Linked DNA regions of Homo sapiens: region 1 is linked to region 2. A link is a contact called in ENCODE Hi-C or POLR2A ChIA-PET data. All regions are on one chromosome and are shown on one strand. The core of a region is the stretch at or near the end of the contact, and the rest is flanking DNA. Distances in the headings are between cores, read along the strand shown. Region 1 holds the start of SYCN (syncollin). Region 2 holds the start of FBXO17 (F-box protein 17).

Region 1 (2,788 bases), core at 195-2,694, 230 kb before region 2:
ACAGTTTTATACAGCTCAAAATCTATAAAACAAGATTGAAGTTTTATAGATTGAAGATTTCCAACCTTAGTTAAGAAAGTCTCCTGGCTCCTGGGGTGGGAGTTGCAGGCTGTTCCCTCCCTCTCCCTCTCCTAGGCCTGTCCTTAGCATGTGGGAGGGAGGAGTGCATTTCTTGTCAATTTGTATGCACTCTTTTTTTTTGACGCGATCTCGGCTCACTGCAACTTCCACCTTCTGGGTTCAAGTGATTCTCATCCCTCAGCCTCCCGAGTAGCTGGGACTACAGGCATGTGCCACCACGCCTGGCTAATTTTTGTACTTTAAGTAGAGACGGGGTTTCATCATGTTGGCCAGGCTGGTCTCGAACTCCTGGCCTCAAATGATCCACCTGCCTCAGTCTCCCAAAGTATTGTGATTACAGGCGTGAGTCACCGCGCCCAACCTGTGTGCACTCTTTATATATTATAGCTTGCAATGCTATGCTTTTGAAATGTTGCAAATATCTCCTCAAGCCTTTGTACACTGTCTTGCAAAAGGTTTTTAACGTGTTATGCAAATACTGCTATCTTGTACTTCACAGATTCTGGATTGCCAGCCTTGGTTGGGAAGATTGCCCAGTCTGAGCCTGGTGGGGGTGGGGGGTGGGGCGTTGGGCTCCTCCCCATCTCCTTCTCTACCTGCCCCCCCCCGCCCCACCACGAGGGCCTCTATCCTTATCTCCAGCTTCTCCTTTCCCAAGGTCCTGCCTCCCAGGGAGGGAGCCTGCCCAGCCAGGAGGCCCCAGCCTCCCACTCCTGCCTCCCCCTCCCAGTCTTTCCTTATTTAGAATAAGGGTTGTTCCATTCCTTATCTTTTTTTTCCTGTCTTTGTTGCCCAGGCTGGAGTGCAGTGAAACGATCTCGGCTCACTGCAGCCTCGAACTCCCGGGCTCAAGCGATCCTTCCGCCTCTGCTTTGTGAGTAGATGGGACTACAGGCCATGCCACCACGCTGAGCTAATTTTATTTTTCAGTAGGGATGGGATCTTGCTATGTTGCCCAGACTGGTCTCAAACTCCTGGGCCCAAGCGATCCACCCGTCTAGGCCTCCCAAAGTGCTGGGATTACAGGCGTGAGCAACCAGCAAGCCCCTTGTCAATTTTTAAGAGCTCTTCCCATTTCTGTCTATTAACCTATGCCACCCTCTGTGTTGCAAATGACTCCTCCTCAAGTTCTGTCTATTGTCTCTCTTTATAATGTTGTTGGTCACCTAACATCTTAAGGTGCTAAGTTGTATACACAGCGTCCACCTTGTACTCAGGGTTGTGGGCTTCCGACCTAGGTTAGGCAGGTCTCCCGGCTCCTGAGGGAGGGGCGCCCTCCCCTTCCCTCGATGAGTCCTTATCTCGCAGCTTGTCCCTTCCCACGGGTCGGGCGCATAAAAGCGCGCGGGGCTGCGGCAGGGCACTGCCACCATGTCCCCGCTGCGCCCGCTGCTGCTGGCCCTGGCCCTTGCCTCCGTGCCTTGCGCCCAGGGCGCCTGCCCCGCCTCCGCCGACCTCAAGCACTCGGACGGGACGCGCACTTGCGCCAAGCTCTATGACAAGAGCGACCCCTACTATGAGAACTGCTGCGGGGGCGCCGAGCTGTCGCTGGAGTCGGGCGCAGACCTGCCCTACCTGCCCTCCAACTGGGCCAACACCGCCTCCTCACTTGTGGTGGCCCCGCGCTGCGAGCTCACCGTGTGGTCCCGGCAAGGCAAGGCGGGCAAGACGCACAAGTTCTCTGCCGGCACCTACCCGCGCCTGGAGGAGTACCGCCGGGGCATCTTAGGAGACTGGTCCAACGCTATCTCCGCGCTCTACTGCAGGTGCCCGGCCGCCCAAAGCTCCGAGCCCACCCCAGGCCCAGGCCCCAGCTCCGCATAAGCCCCCACACCCACCACCCAAGCCCCGAGGCTGCTCCACACCCCTGAGCTCCCGACTGTAACAGGGAGCACCAGGCCTCCCTAGAACCAGTCCTGGAGGCCCCCATCTCAGAGTCCTCACCCAAACCAGGTCCTCCTTCTCCTCACCCCCAGCACCCGGTCCCCACTCCACCTGCAGCCCAGGCCCCTGGGACGGAGATTTCCGCCCCAGCTCTGAGATTCAGAGCCAACCCTCCACCTTCTGGAATCTTCCGCCTACCCACCCGCCCACAGCTGTACTTCCCAGAGAGGGCTGGCTAATTCTGGGGACTGAGAGCTCCTAGACCCCCTCACCCTGGAGTCCCCAGAACCAAAGCCAGCCCCCACTCCCCAGATCATCACATCTCAAAGCTCCCAGACTCCAAAACTAACCCAGACCTCAAGACTCCAGACTCGATTATAGGAACACCCAGTGTAGCCTTCATGCTCTCCACTCCCCTAGACCCTCCAGACCAGCCTCAGCCCTAAAATCAGTCCCACAGCCCACCCCCAAGACCCAACCCTGGAGGTCCCTGAGGCCACCTTGCACTCACAGACCTGGGACCTAGATCCAGCGGTGACACCCTCCCAAACCCTCCCCAGCCACTCCTGTCCCCCAAGAGCTCCAAGGAGCCCCCAGCTCCAAACTCCCAGGCTAGGATCCCTGGTTCCTGAACTTGGAGCCTCAGACCCAGACTCCCCAGCCCCCACCCAGTCTCAGGCTTCTAGAACTCACCAGACTCTGGGTCTCTGAGAGCCCCTGGAAGGAATTCTTGATTACATTTCAGGTGCAGCTGATGCATTGCTGGTCTCTCATCTGCAGCTTCCACAGAGTGCCAAGCCCCTCACTCAGCCCATCCCTGGGC
Region 2 (2,831 bases), core at 207-2,706:
ACCCCCTCTCTACTAAAAATACAAAAATTAGCCAGGCGTGGTGGCGCGTTCCTGTAATCCCAGCTACTCGGGAGGCTGAGGCACAAGAATTGCTTGAGCCCGGGAGGTGGAGCTTGCAGTGAGCCAAGATCTAGCCACTGCACTCCAGCCTGGGCAACAGAGCGAGACTCCGTCTCAAAAAACTAAAATAAAATAAATAAACCCCCCAAAATCCGGAATGCAAAACAAACCTAGGCCTACGCCTTTCACATAAGGAACTGCGTGTGGATCTGTGCTAAAAACTCTACCAATAATACAGTAATTTTACAACCCACAGCAGAAAATGCTTTCAAAGGCGGTTGTTACAAATAATGTAATAGTAGTCAAATTAGCGTTGGCTCTGAGTCCAGCACTGTGCTCCGCGCTGCACACGCAGTCTCACGCCGTCCTCACGATGGCGCTGTGGGGCCTGGCTGAGGTTTCTAGGGGAAGGGGCTTTAGGGAATCCAGGCTCTCTGGCTGTGTGACCCCTCCAAGCTAGCGACTTGGACTACGTGCAACAGACCAGGTATCTCTGGACTTCAGTTTCTCGGGAGAGGCGTCCATGAGGAGGTCATGCATACAAAGCATTTAGCACAGTGGCAGATATGAGCCAGTGGGCCTGGAGAATGATTTACCAGCGTGGGGGAGGCCTGGCTTCCAGAAAACTAGCTCTGGGGTGTCTGAGATCAGTCACCTTGAGGTCCCTGGTGCAATCTAGGGCCATCAGAAGGGACTGCAAAGACCCAAGGGCAGAGGTAAAGGGAGAAAATGGGTCGCGGCCCCAGCCTGACCGAAACTGAACCTCCGGATTAATTCAGTTGTCTATAGCTGGGGGGATGGGGAGGACAGGGGAGTCCTAAGGTGGAAGGGTACAGGTTTGTCATTGCCACAGAGAGTGCGTGTGGTGAAGGGATTTAATTTAAGATCAGCCCCGGGCTTCTGAGAATCTGGCCCTGGGAAGCAACGTAAATACAAGAAAATCCCTGTGGCCAGGGACTTTGATCCAAGTGTTTCGAATCAGGCCCTGGGTCGGGCTCACAGCTAAGCGGTTTACCAACCGTGGACCTGTGCAGGATCCCATGGATGTGAGGGGTGGAGACGGCCGCAAGCAGGAGGCCAGGACCAGAAGGAAACGGAATTTGGGTGGGGGTGGGGAGCTAGGACCAGTCCCCCCGCGGGGGCGTCTTGGGGATGTGGAACTCGCACACCCAGAGGAGGTGGCTCTCCCAGGGGTGGGCCCCGGATCCTAGGGGCGCGGGGCTGGCCCCGCTCCCCGCTGGCCTCGCGGCAACTGGGCCTCCCCCTCGCTGCACGCAGCCCTCCAAGCTCCCCCGCCCGCCCGCCCTCGCTCCCGCTGGGCCCCGCAGCCGGAGGAGGGGCGGCCTCCCGCCCCCGCCCGCTGGATCTCAGAGTCGCCGCCCCCGGCGCCGGGCTGCAGCCGCCACGCCCCGGGAGAGGACCGACCGCCCAGACCGCCGGTCCCGGGGCCCCCTGGGCCACGCCGATCACGGGGAGCCCCTCGACTGCCTCCCAGAACAAAGTGGGAAAGGGAAGCTTAGCCCGCCGCTGCCGCCTCCGAGCAGCCCGCCAGGTGAGCGCCGGGACAGGTAGGGGACCCAGGTCGGGACCCAAGCGTCAGTCCCGTTCTCGCCCACAGCTGGGGCGCCCCGGGAAGGATTCCCGCGCCAGGCCCTGCCCGGAGGGGCGGGTCCCTGGGAGTCCCATAACCCGCAGCGTCGCTTTCCCGGGCCCTCCCTCGGCCTGAGGCTCCTTTAAACCCAAAGTTATACAAATGCACGTTAGAAAGCCCTAAATCTGGAAGGGCTTTGCTTTGAACGTGGGTGTTCGAACGCCCAGGCCTCTCCATCCCTGCGCTCGTCCGCGGAGGCCACCATCCAAAACCCCTGCCAAACGCTGCAAACCAACACGTGGGCGCAACAGCCCGGGGAAGGCCAGGCCGCTTTTTACCGTTGCTGGATTTTCTGTCTTCTGGCCGTCAGTCCCTTCGCAGAATCTGTGAATCAGAAGCCTTGGAGGGCGGTTTCTCGATTTAGCAACTTGGGCACATTATGTGTTTCGCTGCGGCCCCAACCCTCAATTTAAATTTTGTTCTGCCAAGTTACTTTTGCAATGTTCAGTGATATGTTCGAAAGCTCTGTATACTGCCTCTTCAACTTTAGACAGCGTCTATTTACTCCATATTTTGAAAGACAAATATTATGGGAGTCTAGTTGTAAAATAAATAATACTTCTTTAAAAATGTTCCAGTAATACACGACACTCAGACACGTAGGACAGGACAGAGCTTTGCATGGAAAACAACACGCCTTTAAACAACAACCTCTCCCTCACCACCGCCCCCAACCCCTGTCGGCCAAATACATTTTTTTGTTAACTACATTACTTTTCAAAAATGGCAAGAAGTAACTCGTGATCGCTGGTGCCTCGTTTTTAACTTTTTCCACTTTTTATTCCTCTGGTATCTATTTCCAAATCTTTACAGCATATTTTTGGATTGTTATTTCTTATTTCATCAACTTTTAGACAACGCGTCCATGGATCCCTTGCTAAAAATAGGAGACAACTTTGATCATCTCCGTGGTTTTCCTCCTCCCTATATAATCACCTCCCTGTATAGTCAGGACATTACTTTCGGCTTCTCTATTGGCTACTTTTCTAACATAAAATAATTTTTTTAACTTGTATTTATTGTTCCATTAAATATACCTAGTATCTGTTGACTCTCTTTTTGTAAGGCTTGGCTAAGGAGCTTCTTTTTAAAAAATATATTTTTAGGCCGGGCGTGCGCG

The links. A loop is a pair of places that touch in the nucleus more often than their neighbours do. ChIA-PET counts read pairs that join two places held with the same protein, here RNA polymerase II (POLR2A). Pooled maps may share reads with other maps.
Region 1: POLR2A ChIA-PET joins it to region 2 with 5 read pairs in Panc1. The contact joins the promoter of SYCN here to the promoter of FBXO17 in region 2. A Hi-C loop is called at or near these places in 1 of 168 maps with a recorded cell type or tissue (K562), 1 of 37 single-sample maps with no recorded cell type and 3 of 50 pooled maps. POLR2A ChIA-PET finds 5 or more read pairs at or near these places in 5 of 52 experiments (Caco-2, H1, HEK293 and 2 more).

The regions. Positions count from the first base shown.
Region 1 is chr19:39,202,919-39,205,706 of GRCh38, reverse strand. SYCN (syncollin) reads left to right here and starts at 1,444. Exons shown (of 2, transcript NM_001080468.4): 1 at 1,444-1,847; 2 at 2,711-2,788. The coding sequence starts at 1,453. The coding sequence ends at 2,720.
Region 2 is chr19:38,974,367-38,977,197 of GRCh38, reverse strand. It overlaps FBXO17 (F-box protein 17), which reads left to right and starts at 1,456. Exons shown (of 6, transcript NM_024907.7): 1 at 1,456-1,612.